Regions from separate parts of the Homo sapiens genome. Here region 2 is linked to region 1. Evidence: chromatin loops called from intact Hi-C (ENCODE). Cell type or tissue: endothelial cell of umbilical vein. All regions are shown on one strand.

Region 1 (8,000 bases):
GACACGTCGCCGATGTGCGAGGGCAGGATAGAGTAGGATACGGTGCCGTTCTGGCCCAGGTCGGGATCCTGGGCGAGCACAGAGCCCAGGTACTCTCCCGGGATGTTGTTCTCGTGCACCTGAAGCACGTAGAGCCCTTTGGTGAACCGAGGCGGGTTGTCGTTCTCGTCTAGAATCTTGATCGCGAACGACTTGGTGGAGTTGAGGGGAGGAGAGCCCCCGTCCCGCGCCACGATGGTCACGTTGTACTCGTCTTGTGTCTCGCGGTCCAGCGGGCGGTCAGTCACCACCGTGTAGAAGTTGTCGTAGTTCTCCTCAAGCTTGAAGGGGACGGAACCCCCGGGCCCGCCCAGGCCCCCGCCGCCGCCCGTCCCTCCTCCGCCTAGGACCCGACACTGCAGCTGTCCGTTCTTGCCAGAGTCCCGGTCAGTGACCCGCACCAGGGCGATGACGGTGCCGGGAGGGGCGGCCTCGCTCAGCGCCCCCTGGCGCACGGAGACGAAACCGATGGACGGCGCATTGTCGTTGCGGTCGATGAGCTTGACCGTGACTTTGCAGTGGGCTGGGATAGGGTTAGGCCCCAGGTCTCGGGCCTGCACGTCAATCTCCAGCATCCCGTTTTCCTCATAGTCCAGATTGCCCTTCACACGGATTAGGCCGGTCTTGGGGTCGATGGAGAAGAGCTCCCGCACGCGGTCAGGCACGTAGCTGCTGAAAGAGTAGAGCACTTCACCATTGGGACCTTCATCGGCGTCGGTGGCGTTCAGATCGATGACCACTGTACCCAGCGGAGCGTTCTCGGGCAGTTCCACCAAGTAGGATGGCGCCTCGAAGACCGGGCTGTTGTCGTTGGAGTCAATCACCTTCACGTTGATCTGTACGGTGGCGGAACGTGGAGGCTCGCCACCGTCCAGGGCAGTCAGCACGAGCGTATGGTGATTCTGTTGCTCGCGGTCCAGAGCCTTCTGGATGACCAGTTCTGGGAACTTGGTGCCGTCGCCGCGGGACTTAACGTCCAGTCCAAAGAGGCCGTGATCGTCGCGCGTGAGCAGGTAGGTGCGGAGCCCATTCTCGCCGGCGTCGGGGTCATGTGCGCTGGTGAGGGGGAAGCGGGTGCCCGGAGCAGCGTTCTCCGAGATGTCCATTTCGATCTGGTCCGAGGAGAAGGAGGGCGCGTTGTCGTTGATGTCCTGGATCTCTACCTTGATCATGCAGATCTCCTTGTCGTTGGCGAACACCTCGAGGGACAGCTGGCACTTGGCATTGTGGCGGCACAGGGACTCGCGGTCGATGCGCTGCTTGGTGTAGAGGAGCCCGCTGTCTGCGTCCACGTCCAGCAGGTGCGGTGCGGAGTTCTCCAGCACCCGGTAGCTACCCGACTTGCTGCGCCCTCCGCCGCCGCGCTCTGCAGGCGGAAGCCCAGGCTGCAGTCGAGCATCCCTGCCGATGTTCCCGATCACCGTGCCGGCCCCTTGCTCCTCCGGCACGGAGTAGTTGAGGTTCTTGAGAGTGAGGGCAGGGGCCCATAGAAGAAAGCAGCAACAGATGGAAAGGTACATCCCAGACCTGTAAGGTGGGGGCAGGAGCAATCGGACTGGAGGAGCCAGAGAGGGAGTGCGCGCCAGCCTGGGGCCCTGGCGCAGCGTGCGCGCGCGACGCGAGCCACAAGTCTATGGGTCCTTTTTTCCCTCTGCACCCGAGCTGCGGCACCCGGTGGTCTCTCCTTATTCTGCTCAAGTTCCCTGAACCTGTTGATCTACAGCATCCGCACTGGGTGAGAAGCTGCGGTGCAGCAGAGCTGCAGGGGCTTGGAGCAAGGCGGTGGCTTCCTGCGGCTGGGGGTGAGCCAGGGGTTTCGTCTCTCCCGCCCGGACTTCGGGAGGCTCAAACTTGAGCGATGAGGCAGGCGATAAGAAGGAAATCTCGTCTGGGAGAGATGATAATGAGCTAAAGAATCAGTAGGTTTTCCTCGCTCCCGCTAGGGTGCTGCAAATCTACTCCCGCCCGGAGACTCCGGAATACTCTTCACATCGAGTGGGGGAGGGAGCAGGGAGGTGTGTCTCTAGGCAGATCCGAAAGTGAAATTCTTACTTGCTGCTCGCCTCCCGTGATGAAATTGATGGGGATGAAGAGCAACGAAGACAGAGTCACAGATATATTTTGAAGCTTCCCCAGCGCACCGTGAAATGTCTGCTTGCTGCGCGGGCCGGTCTGTTTTCAGGCAGTGTTTTGCTGCATTTAGAGATCTAATCTTGCATTGCTGGCTGAGGCAGCGGCGGCGGCGGACTGCATCTACCAGCCAAGCGTATTTTTTTTTTCCTCTCTCTCCTTTCCGAGCAGCCAAAGGGAGGGGAGGAAATGCAGCGTAAAGAACTAGTGTCCCGATTTGTAGTTTCCTCTCCCCACCAGGCTCCTCCCTCTCTTCCTCGGAAAAGGCTCTCCCCCGAAATCAAGAAAGCCACAGCCTGATCAGCATTTGCTGTGTGAGTCTATTGGGAGGGGGGAAGTAGAGAGATAAATCTTCGCCTCTGTTCGTAGAACACACTCTCTGATTTCTCTACGCCAAGCCAGTAGCCTCCGCTACCATCCCATCCTCTCCCCGCGAGCAAGGACTTCTCTCCAAGCAGTTTAATTCCAGTTTGCTTTTCTTCCCAGGCGAAGGGAAATCAACAGGCAACTCATGGTTGGACGTGCACATTTAAAGGAGGAGGGGGGAGGCCGAATAAAAAGGAAGGGGGAGCCTCCCTCCCAGTCCTTGCACACACACTCTCCCTGTCTCTCGCTAGAAGGGAAACAGTCTCTGCATTCACAGGGCTGGGCTGTCAAGTGCCTCTTTTCTTTCTATTCAGCATCTCCTTCCAATAGCCCTGCCTCCCAGTCCTCTTCATCTAGAAAAGAAAACCTTGGCGAGGAATAAAAGTGATGAATATTTGAAGCAAATAAAGTACGTGTTTTTTTTTTTCCTTCAATTTTCTCTTATAGTAGGAGGAGTGGGCTGGATGAAAGCAACACATCAAGGTTTGGCGTGATGCATTCTGCAGTCTCTCTTTCAGTTTTTCTGGGCGACTCAGGGAGGGCAGGGGGTGCAGAGCTGCGGCCGCGGCGGTCCAGCCAGGGGCTCCTACCCCGGGGAGCTCCCTCCGAGGGGATGTTAGACACAGGTCTGTCTACACATTATTTCGGGTTCTGGAGGCGCCTCGACATACGGGAATGACACATCCAGAAATGCAGGTGTTCCGATCTGCCGGATGAGTCAGAAGCAGCGGAACGAATCGTATTCACTCTCGCCTCATGGTCCTCCCTTCACAGACATTAGTTGCGGCTTCTTCCTAACGCTTTCTCTGACTCAGTCTATAGAAAGAAAAACCAGATTCATGTTTTTGGGGAAAAAGAAAATGCAAGAGAAAAGGATGGAGGGAAGAAGGTGAAGCTGAATCTAGCAGCACTTTTACTCTACCTCTTTCTGCCGGAGTCCGAGGTTCTGGAAAACAAGGCGTCTGCTTTGCTAGGTGTATTGGTTTATTTATTTTGTTTATTTTTTTTAAACCTTTCCTCTTGGTTAGGCGAGAGGTACCCCGAAATTTTTCAGAGTCTTGGAAAAGGAAAAACAAAATCAGGTTTCCAGTAATTGTTCCCAGCTTAGCCTCGCATCATAGTTCAAGATTTTCCTCTCAATTTTTTCTATTCACAAAGTCCAACATCGATGTGTACAGTTAATTGTGCAGTCTGTTGTGGAGGTTTTTTTTTTTTTTAATTCCTCCTTTTCTGTCACGGGTGGTCTCTTTCAGTCTGGTGTCTGCCGGGATCACCCCACAGTCTGAGAAAGATATGCGGATTTCAAAGCAAATAAATCCATCTCCGCAAGCAAAGCAGCGGATGAAAGGAAAGGTGAAAATTCAATTCAACAGTTGGAGTAGCGTCTCCCCAGCCGCCTTCCGCCGCTGCCGCATCCGCCGGGCTCGCGATCCCTGCTCTCTCCCCAGCGTCTCTTGCTGACTGACTCTATTCACCTCACGCCGCCGCTTAAACATTGATACTGATTCCCTGTCAGCCAATCCGAGCGAGGAGCAAGGCCCTGCCTTCTCGGCCCGCGTCCAATGGGAGGCGGAGAAGAGGATGGCGGGGGCGGGGCCAGGAGCCCCGGCTCTTCGGAGTCATTGATTAGATCAGTTAGATGGGGAACCAGTCCGGCTAGCGGAGCCCAGCGCTCCGCCAAAGCGGACGCGCCCCAGGATTCGCCACCAGGTCTCCCGGGCCTTTAACCACCGGGAGTAGCTCTTCCAGCGCCTTCCTTCGGAAAAGAGAATTTACAAAAAAAAGTTTAACAGCGATTTAATTTTTTTGTGGTCCTACATACACGGAATCGGGAATCGCAGTATGCTTGCAGAATAACGTAGCTGCGGTCTGCCTAAAGGGTTTCTCTACACACACTCTCACACACGCACGCACACACGCCCTCGCCGCACACACGCCCATGCCAAGGGAAGCGCAGCCCTGACTCCGCGTGGACCCATCTGAATGAGGTGCGGAGGAGTGTACGTGGGTGTGTGTGAATGCGCTTCCACGGGCTGAGATGTGTATTTCGGTGAGTGTGTGTGAATTCGAGGGCGCTCGTGAGCCCGTTTCTGCCCGCGCTGGTACGAACATGCCGCGAGCAACAGCAATCAATATGTAACTTTCTTCATCCTCTGAGAAAAATCAGCTGTCCTCAGGCACCTATGCAAGGAAAGTCACTTAATTATGAAAGTGTTTCAGAAGAAAAGCAGACTCCCGTTGAAAGAGAGGCTATGTCTCTTAAGAGAAATAGAGCCTCTCCTTTAAGGAGAAAGGCTCACTGTCAATACAAGCTTTGTAAACTCAAATCCGGCTAAATACTACTTAAGGTTCTACCCCTTTTGGTCATCCTTCCTCACCATCTCAGCCCAGGTTCAAGGTAAAGTGGATACCCACCCCCCAACCCCCGACACACACACACACACACACACACACACACACACTAGTTTCGGTGTTTTGTTCACCTCCATTCTTGTTATTAAAGTGTCACATTGCAATTTGATTTTTTCTCCTTAAGATCAAATAGCCATTGATAACCGCATTTGCTAAAGATCCATGAAAACAAAAGTATAAAACACGAAGGCCAATCATTAGGAGATCTAAGATTTCTGTTTTGTAAGCCATAACACACACACACATATATACACACACACACACACCACCACCACACACCACATACACAAGCACACATACACAGGCCGACTTCTGATTCATCTATTTATTCTCCAACTTCATTTACTAATCTCAGAGAGGTTTTTTTCCCTAAATATTATCACAAACATCTGCAACTGGAGACTGGTTTGCTCGTGATCCAGCCGTTCTGAGAAAGAGTTAAGAACAAAAAAGAAAATTGAAGTATTGAAATAGAAAAGGTGAGTGTTTGATTGCTAGAGTATTGATCGCAATTCATAAATACTGAAGTTGCCATTTATAAATTGTGAATGACTAACATACAAGTGTGTAACATGAATCATTCAGCCTTCAAAGAAAATCAAATCCAAACAAATTACAAGATAGTTCTGAAGATTTTTATTGGGATAATTGCTTAAAGATTCAGGTATAGGAGCTGTTTCCTGGAGTATTCAATGAGATAACCTATAGTCTGAATTTGCAGTCTGATCTGTATCAAAAATTCGCCATTCCCTTAAGAGACTCTGACAGTTTAAAAACTCAAAGAGAAGCTGTTTACAGCCAGACTTTTAAATCCTAAAGTGTCTTTGTATTTTCTAAACAGGTAGTTTGTCACGCATATACTATTGCTGAACGGGAGAGTCAGAGCTTTGTAGAAATCTAGATTGTTTTCCTGAGTGAGTACTTAACCATGCTGCCTTGGGAAATGCCAGTTTTATGTCTCTTTGGGGTTAATACCTCTGTCCCAAGGCACGTATTTTGGAAGCTGAAGATCAGAGGTTTTAAGGCTTTAAAAGCAGCAGCTAACTTGAATAAAGAATAGTGACTGCACATTCACTTATTATTACTTTTTAAATACAGCAAATCTATGTCTTTTTTGCATTACATACTAATTCAAAGAAAGTAATAAAATATCCTTGAGGTTTGTTTGCCATAAAGCAAAAACAAGAGAATGGGAAAAATTCCAAGGAAAGGGTATTATGATTTATCAATTAGACTTAATGAGATGTGCTGGCATGCAACTGAGAGTTGTTAGAAATACAGCTTCTAAGAGACCCAGTGATATGAGAATACATCCTCATAGAGATAAATTTGCTTACGACCCCTCCAGAGTAATTATGTCACATCGCCCCCTAGTGTATATAAAAAGAACTACCATGCTTTAGGTGAAGACCACAGCGTGTCTGACTGAAATGTATCACATATTTGTATTTTATTTAACCTATAGTATTAAATTTTATTGCTGAATACTGACATATACCCAAGGTACTTAATTTTCTTCCTTATGTCCCATACCTAGTTTATGTTCAAAGGGAGTGAAATTAACTGATATTTCATTTCCAATGGTTTGGCTTTCCTTTAACCACAATAATCACTCCTAATTTTTAACCATCTCTTAAGACTTGTATTTTTTCCCCAAACAGTTTTTTTGTTTACAACATAGTTATTGAGGAATGTATTTTTCACTGTGTTTAAAGTATTAAACTTAATTTTAAAAAGAGAGATAGTATAAATATAGCTAAATCGTTCAGAAATATGTTTTAATACCATAGAAGGCTACATAGAACCCGAAACTGAGGAATCTAGAAGAATATATGTTTGTATAAATAGCTAAAGATACTTGCAGTCTCACGTCTCAAGAAGAGACTGATTGATAGTTGTTATTTATAATTACAAATGATAGTCTTAACCTTAAACAGAAATTATATCTTTTAATACACACACATTAAACATCTAAAGATTTGTAAGTTATTCAAACCATGTATGTGTGGATACTCATTGAGAAAAGTATTTGGAAAGACATATAATTATAACGTGTCTAATAAAATATGCTAGTCTAGGTGAGTTTTAAAGGTAAATTGATTGTTATGTTGGAATAGCTTCAAAAAGACAACTATTAAAATCTATTTTTATAGACTGATAAAAATGATTAGTACTGCTATAGTATTCCAATAATTGAATAGCACTATTATTAAAGAATAATGTTGAAATGCAATTTATGGAATTTTATGTAACGTAACTTATTTAATTTTGCCTCAGAAAGACTCCTTAAAATACATATTTATTAGTTGTAGTTGTAGTTCTGAGAGTTTATGCATGCAGTCATAATAGCATCAGTTTTAACATTCTTCAGCCACTTGTCCTACTTGCTGTGTTCTTGAGTTCAATAAAATACAGTTCTTAAGAGACATTTTTGATGCTGATGTTTTCAATGCAGTCGTTGTTTATATGAATAAAAAGTCATTCTCTCCACAATTATTCTCTCCTTCTGTATCATTTTTACCATCAATTCACTGCCTGGTTTCATACATTTTTATTCATTAACAGAAAATTTTCAAAAGTAAATTTAATAGCTAAACTGTTTTAGATATAATATGTATCAAAGATTTCCATGTCACATTTAAATTATCAAATTAATGATAGAAGTTCCTTCATAGCTAGTTCTCCTAGCTGCTCTTCTCTTTTAGAGATATGTATGGTTCACCTCTAATACACAGCCATCAACCATTTTATAACTTTTCTTTTTTTTTTTTTTTTGAGATGGAGTCTTACTCTGTCACCCAGGCTGGAGCGCAGTGGTGCGATATCAGCTCACTGCAACCTCTGCCTCCCGAGTTCAAGTGATTCTTCTGTCTCAGCCTCCCGAGTAGGCTGGGATTACAGGCATGTACCACCATGCCCGGCTAATTTTGTATTTTTAGTGGAGATGGGGTTTCTCCATGTTGGTCAGGCTGGTCTCGAACTCCCAACCTCAGGTGATCCGCCTGTCTCGGCCTCCCAAAGTGCTGGGATTATAGGCGTGAGCCACCGCGCCT
Region 2 (8,000 bases), 1.6 Mb before region 1:
TAACAGGAGTTCAATGATTATTGCTAACTAAATTAACATAATCTTGCTCTTGCAAAAGCCCTCAACTCCATTTGCTCTCCATTTCTCTCCATCTTGACCTACAATAGCTCGTGTTTAGTTGAGTCCACGTAGCTTCTCGTTGGCTATCCCTGGCTTTCCAAATACTGCTGGAGAAAGTTACGTGGATGGGCTGACTGGTTTCACTTTAAATTATTACAAACTTCGAGTGGGCCTTCCGCAAGTACTAAGAAATCATTTCCTCTGTAACTCTGCTTCTCTACCCAGCAAGATTTTAATTTCAAACTTTCTCTATTCTCACACCTCCCACCCTCTCATTCTTAGCTGAATACTTCACTTCATTTTTCATTCAGAAAATAGAAAACAGAATGAAAACTCCATCTGCCCACAACTAAATCTAGAAACCTAAATTCCTGTGCCCCCATCACCGTTACATTCCCACCCGTTACTATGGAGGCCAATCTCTCTACTGGGGCTCTGAAATCTCTCTGCTGACTGTCAAGGACACCCCCTTTTCTGATATATATATACACACACACACACACACACACACACACACACACATATATATACACATACATACATATGTATATATACATTTTCCAACATTCTTAATCTCTCCCACCTCCCTTGATTATTTCCATGAATATATAAACATATCCCATTACTTCCCTTCTCATAATGTAATCTTCCATTGATCTGACATCCCCTTTAGCTATGGCTCCATTTCTCTGTTCCTCTTCAGAACCCAGCTTTATGAAGGATCAAGTATTATTTTCTCTCTTCCTTCTTTACTTTCTATAGGCTCTTCATCCCACTCCAATTTCACTTTCACCTTCATCATTCCAGGTGGTGAGTTTGTAGTGTGGTGGTTTGAGTTCAGTTCAGGAGGACATATTAGGAAAGCCGTTGGCCTTAAATTCAAGCCACAGGCTCTAGTTTAGATCCCTTAGTAAATGATAATTTGATTTCTAATTCAGACTTCCATCTAGAAACTGGGAAAGGAAGAAAGGAAGGTCATTTATTGGCCCCATGAAACCTCAGCATCTTTGTGGATTAGCTGAGAACAGTAAAACTAGACAAGGACTAGAAATTGGGACTCAATATGAAGATTAGGTTTTGTAAATGGTCATTTGGCTTTTGTAAGTGTGGATTGTATTGATTTTGACCTTGGTGGGGTATAGCAGGTAAACATAGCTGGTGTCTCAAGAGCAAAGATAATTTTGGTTTTCAGAAGTAAAGATAATTTTATCACCTTACCAAGTTGAGGGCTTTGGTAAGAGAAGGCTTGATGAACAGGCTGGGGTGGCAGATGCTGACCTCAGTCAGGCAGGTGCAGCTTCTCCCTAAATGGCATAGCCAATGTATGGATTCGTTTATATAGAAAAATAGTCTTTCCATCCTAATTAAAATTTGCCTCAAAACAAGGGGAGCTTTAACATATGGAGTGAAAGTAATTGGAGTTGAGAAACTCAAGAAATTAACAGGGAATGTGTCAGATGGCAGACAAAAATGGAGACCAGGATCTGAGTCAAAGTAACAATTTGCAAATTTGGTTGGAATTTTCTATAGAAGAAGATCAAGGAATGTTTTGTACAATTTTGAAAGATTTCCACGAAAACAAGATTTTTTAAAAATAATTTTGGTGTTCAAAGTATGTTAGCTCTTTGAAAAATTTACTCAAGTGAATTACATGAATCAGCCCATTCTCTAATGGAACTGTTGGCTCAACTTCTAATTTATATCTTGAATACAGTCCTATCTTACCATTTCCACTGCTTCTATCAGAGTCCCAGCCATCATTATCTTTTACCTAGGCTATTGCACTAGCTTCCTGGTTTTCCTCATATTTTTGCCCCTCTAGAGTCTTCCTCTACACAGCAGCCAGAATGACCTTTTACAAATGTAAATCAAATCATACCACTCTCCTGCTTCAAATCCTACAGTGGTTCCCATAGCAATTAAGTTAAAATCCTCATTACTTATCATGACTTACAGGGACCCTACATAATCTGGTCCCAATCATCCCTCATCATCTTTCCCCTGACAGTTATGCTCCAACTACAATCCCAGGTCATTCTGTTTTTAGAGACTTTGCAAGTTTTATTCCTTCTGCCCTGGAAGACTTTTTTCTCCCCACCTCCCTTCAGACCTTAGTTCAAATATTATCTCCTGAGAGGGGCGTTTACTGACCTCATTATCTAAATCAGTGCTCGACCTCATCTTGTTCCCATCTTTTTTTATAATTATTATTTTAAAACTTTGTAATTTTGATGGTGGACAGTCATTATTTGCCCCAATAGCCTTCTGAAGCCAATAGTCCTGATTATTAAAAATTACAAAGTTGTAAAAATGTTTCTCTTTTTTAAAAATAATATTCATTTTCTCTTTATGAAACAGGGCTGTCTGCAAAGTCTTGAACTGACAATGTAATCTGAGGAACTAACTTTGTTTAATCAGAGTAGTGAGCTAGCTGTTCCATTAGGAGACAGATCCTCTCTGGAAATATGCAACCAGTGATTGTATACAAGGATTCTTTGCCACCACCGTCCTTGGCTGAGGGTAGCACTGAGTTGATATGAAATTATTAGGCCCATTGTTTTTGTATAATGCCAAGCCAAAAGAAAACCAAATTTCAATGGCTTCTTTTCCTTGGAGAGCCAAGACGTCCTTTCATATGTCTTAGAATCTGGGTTAAAGGATAAGCCTATCAAATCAATGAAAACACTAAATTTCATGATTTTCTGCCAGAATACTCAGGTGGATGTCCTTGAAGTCTAGTTTTTTCATGTCTTTATCCAGTGATAAAATTATTTTTCTGTTTCATACCTGGGCAGTAATATTATCTTCATTAATATTTGCATTGCATTTTAGTGCAACCATGTAATCGTGGCAATGTTTCTCCATGAGATGCAGGTGGTGTGACTAGTGGCAGAATTTGGATTTCTGGCAGACCAACAAGTGTCCAGGGGCCTCTTGCAGGGACCTCTTGCAGCTCCCTCTGGGAGCTATGTGTGCCCCACTCTCATCTTGCTACCTTCTAAGCCATGGCTTTTTTTCTTTCCATAATGCCTAGACAAATATCATCTTATTTGTTTATGTGTTTGCTTGTTGTCTGCTGTGTCTCAGTAGAATGGACGCTGGATGAGGACAGAGACTTTGTCTGGTTTGTGGTTGTAGCCCTAATATCTAAAACCATGCCTGACACTTGATGAATATTTGTTGCATCTTTTATTAGGCTATTTGCGTCTCAACATCAGACTCACCTTTCTATATTTTGCTTTGTGCAGTTGGGGCTGGGACCCTGCAAGTCACTTTTCTCCCTTAGAGTTGAACTCCTGTTTGGTTCTACCACTTGGGGGCAATAGAGGTAAACTGCAAGGCTAAGGAAGGAAAAGACTTCGTCCTTGTTTCTCTATTTCCCCTATCAGAACCACTGTAACAACACCTCTTTACCCTGGCAGGGACAGTTGATTCAGCAGCAATTGGTTCCAGTTTGCAGATTTTTACAGTGCTGGAACCAGCCTTATCATTTACTCTCAGATACGCTAACATCAGCCTCTAGCACCCTCTCCAAAGACTGTGTCCAAGCTCCACGGGAGCCTTCCTCTGAGCCTGTAAGCTAGCCCTGTCCAATGAAATAACAGGCAAGTCACATATGAAATTTTAAACTTTCTAGTAATGACATTATAGATATTTCAATGCTATTACAAGAAAGTCATGATTTGTTTTAAGTAAAAAAGAAATAGGTGAAATAAATACATGTTTAACCCAATGTATCAAAAAATATCATTTCAACATATAAGCAATCTAAAAATTATTGAGATATTTTACCTCCTTTTTCATACTAAATCTTTGCAATCTCATTTGTATTTTAGTCTTTCAGCACATCACAATTTGGGCTAAACACATTTCAAGTGTTCCATGCCACTGGTGGCTAGTGGCTACCATATTGACAATGTAGCTCTAAGTTTAATATTCCCAGCATGTCCCCTTGTTCTCCAGCCCTTGGGGAGGTAGTTGCTTTCTACATTTAGCACCTCTAGGAGACCTCCAGGTTTTCAGTTTTGTAAATCCTAGTTAAGATTTCTTTGCATTAATTAAATTCTCTTTATTAAAATAACTGGTATGGTTTTGATTCCTTAGCTGGATCCTATCTGATACTTTTGTTCAGCAAATGAATGATGATGCTAAAAAATGAGATTTTTAAATCTTAAAATGCTGCATAGACAATATGGCATAATTGCACATTCGGAACAGGGTAAAAGGACTGTGTACTCCTAGAGAAATAGAGCATGGCAGATTGGCTTTGTAATCTGAGATCTGCCCACACATGAGCTGGGGAAATTCTGTCTTTCTTTCGGACTGTGAATTAAATCCCAGTTTGGTCACTTTCCGACCCCCTGTTTCACCTCGCACCACAAAGAGACATGTGACCACAAAATCCAATGGATTTTGTCCAAGACTTTTACAAAACCACAGGATGGGTTTTGGAATTACCTATGTATAATACCAAAGTAAGGTATAATATCTTTGCCCCTAACAATTTATGTAAATTTTAACATGTTTACCTTTTGTAGGCTATATTGTCAGCTACATCTAGGTAAAGTTTAAGTGATGAGATTAAAAAACAAATTGATCAACAAAAAGATAACCATTTACTTGATAATAAAAGCCTGCAAACCAATATAATTATGTTCAACTTTTCAACTAAGTTCTGTTAAATTGCTTTTCTGTATACAAATACAGTTTTGGTGGTCGGTATATTTTACGTTAGAATATCTGAATATGAATAAAATATTTCTTTTTGCCACATGCCAAGAGGCTAGACCACAGCCATTTTATTTGGTCAAGTTATTTTTGTATCAGGAAGGTGACAGGCTGGGCTAACTCTGATTTCATGAAGTCAGGGAAGCAATCCTTGCTATTTTAATGAATGGGGGCTAATGGACTCTTAGAGATCCTGTTCAAGTTCTTAAGAGTTTCATTCTTTATTGTTTCATCATGCCCCTTACTGCCTTTTAACCGTTTTCTTTCTCTTGTTCCCTGGTATTTTTTGCTGCTTTTTTTTTTTTCTCCACTTAGAACCCTGATTCTTTTCCTGTTTAATGGATATGCTTCCCTTTAGGACCCACAGGAGCATTCCCTGATGGAGCCAACATAGCTGGAGAAAAAGCCTGTTTTTTTTTTCTTAAAAAAAAAAACAAAACACATTTCCTACCCCCTACTTTGTGTCTGATCTTTCATCTTTACCTTAGACCTGCTTCAACTTATATTTTTCATTATAACTTTGTGTAACTTTCCATTCCTTTTGCCATTCTCTAGTCTTTTCCCCTCCCACTAATATAAATTCTCAGCACTTAAATCAAGACTTTTCTCTTCAAGGCAGTATGTGAACTTTAGTTAATCCTCAGCTCACGCTCCTTTATTACCACTGCTATATAAGGCAGGAAGGAGATTGAGACTTCCCCAACTCCCAGAGGGGTCAATTTGGTGTCTGAACTAGAAGTCAGATAGGCCTTATGCTTAGTTCTTTATTAAGACTGGGAGATAAAGGCTCCGTCTCTCTCACATAACAGTCCCCTGGATTTATACAGTGCCCTTTTCCTGAGGATCCAAAAGCATCTGAACACATTTTGCCCATAGTCTCTCAGGTCCGAGGAAATAAATGCTCGCCAGTATACCTGTTTGCTAAACATAATCAGAATGGGTCAAATAGGATTCAGTCAATGGCACTGAAGCAAATGTAATAGTCTCCCTCTTCCTTTCTTTGTAATTTGGATTTTCCAGGGAATGCGTGTATAGAAGAGAACTCTGCCTTTGCATTTACTGCAGGCAGATGCTTGCCTCCTTGGCATAGCTGCATGGTATGCAAATCAGTAGCTCTGGGAGATACAAATCTCACAGGCTGAATGGATTTTCTGTGGGCCAAAGGGCATTTACAAATTAATTGCAAAGCTGCCCTAGGACACTGTTGTGAAGTAGGTTGGTAACTTGCTCAAAGTCACTTTGTTGATGAATGCTGGACCGAGAAAAGAGTACCCTACTCCAGGAGCCGCCCTTCCTATCACTCCGCACTGGCCTCTGAGTTCTCCCTACCAGTGAGACGTACAAACTGAGGTGCTACCACAATGTTTCCAGTTGGAACTGGCTGCAGTAATTTGCATCGAAAGGGATGTAGTCACTTACCCTCTGCCTAACTGCTACTGAGTGGGCTTGCCTGTTCTGATTCCACAGAAGTTTGAATCTCCTCTGGTGTGAGGATACGCAGGAGACTGCCTGTACTCAACAGGCTTCAGTTAAAGCAGTTAAAGCTCTGCCTCTTTTATGAGGTTACACACCCAAGGCCCCGAGCACATTGTGTAGAACTGGTGAGTGCAGAGTGAATGATGAGAAATTTCCCCATTCTCTACTACACCCAAGGCATCTGTATTAGCTTCCTGTGGCTGCTCCAACAAGTTACTACAAACTTGAAAAAGTTATTCTATGGTAGTTCTGGAGGCCAGAAGCCCAAAATCAGTATCACTGGGCCAAAATCAAGGTGTGGGCAAGGACACCTCTCTCTATGCAGGTTCTAGGGAAGACTCCTTTGCCTCTTTGAGCTTCTGGTAACCCTAAGGCTTCCGTGGCTTGTGGCCACATCAGTGCAATCCCTGCTTTCATGGTCATATCGCTTCTCCTCTTTGTCCATATCAAATGTCCCTCTGTGTCTCTCCTACAAGCACACTTGTGATTGCATTTAGGGCCCATTCATATAATCCAGGATCATTTTCCCATGTCAAGACCATTAACTTAATCACATCTGCAAAGACTCTTTTTCCACATTAGGTGACATTTACAGGTTCCAGGATTGAGAACCTGATATCTTTGGCAGCTGTTGTTCTTCTAAGGTAGGGTGCTAGATCAAGGTAGGTATGTGTCTAATTTCTAACCTCTCTAAAACTACTTAAACAATTTGTCATTTTAAAAATGTAAGGCAATTTTTTCAAAAGGTGTAGGGCCAGTAAATACTACTCAGTGTAATTTAATGTACTCACCATGTTGGTTGTGCAGTTCTTTTGTAATGAATGGAGAATTTTCTGGTTTGGCCATATATTTGCCAGGCTATATCCAAGACTTGTAATGTTAGGGTATTGTTTCTCCCAGACTCAAACCTATCAACATACATTTACTGGATTTGTACTTTTGGCCATCCAGGGAAGGAGCAGCAAAAGAATAAAGTTCTCTTGAGTATTGTGTGAGTTGGCTTGTTATGTGGGGTTTGGGGAAGATTTTTCTTTATGAACAACTCCCTTGCCGCTTCTCCCTTCGTGTTATATAACTGATATTTTTAGCACCCTATGGCATTTATATTTTCTCAGAAGTCTGTGTTACTTTTATTTCCTTAAAAGAGACTATCAGGTTGGTATGTTTGGATTTTCGCTGTTATTCATCTCTGTTTGCTCAAGGCACAAACTACTTTTTTCCTATTTTTTTTTTTCTTGGCTCATGGTTGATGTAGTAAAAGGCAAAGACTGGATGATACTTGGAACATTTTGAAATGTGCTTACATTTATCTTTGCTTGAGAAGTCTCTTAATAGGGAACTATACTTACCATATCAATTTCATGCAAATATGAAAAGGATTTCAGTCTATCCTCAGATTTTTGGAGGAAGAAGAACCCTAACGGCTTATAATTAGATTTGAGGTTTGCTTAAATTCCAGGTTCAAAGAAAGACCCATAGGATGTGAACTCATGTAAAATAATAGTTATAGAAACATCTTTTGATTTGAGCAGAAACACCACACTAAATTCAGAAACACATCAGATTCACTGAGGCATTTAGGGTTGTTTATTATGCTATTAGTAATTTATATGGGGAATACTAATCACAAACTTGTCATTATTCTTCTTATCTTTTTAGGTATTTTTCATTTTTGTTCCCTAGGTATAATGTTGAATGTTCCATTTTTTTTTTTCTAGAGCAATGAAAATATAGCT

Evidence for each region. A loop is a pair of places that touch in the nucleus more often than their neighbours do. Peaks named below come from ENCODE experiments on the same cell type or tissue, not always from the same donor. Only the 100,000 strongest peaks of a DNase experiment are listed, where the experiment ranks them.
Region 2: a loop joins it to region 1, with 21 times the contacts of the local background. A loop is called at or near these places in 8 of 110 quality-filtered maps.

What each region holds. Positions count from the first base shown.
Region 1 is chr13:57,626,106-57,634,105 of GRCh38, reverse strand. PCDH17 (protocadherin 17) reads right to left here and starts at 2,362. Exons shown (of 4, transcript NM_001040429.3): 1 at 1-2,362. The coding sequence starts at 1,559. RefSeq lists enhancers at 1,176-1,855, 3,814-4,399. In endothelial cell of umbilical vein, CTCF peaks have their summits at 526 (motif pointing left) and 6,329 (motif pointing left); DNase peaks (open chromatin) are centred at 475, 2,215, 4,085, 6,295 and 1 weaker place; H3K4me3 peaks cover 4,032 bases; H3K27me3 peaks cover 230 bases.
Region 2 is chr13:59,257,686-59,265,685 of GRCh38, reverse strand. It overlaps the pseudogene RPP40P2. Among named protein-coding and RNA genes, the nearest start is that of DIAPH3-AS1, 750 kb to the left of the region's middle. In endothelial cell of umbilical vein, no CTCF peak of the experiment used is centred here; no DNase peak of the experiment used is centred here.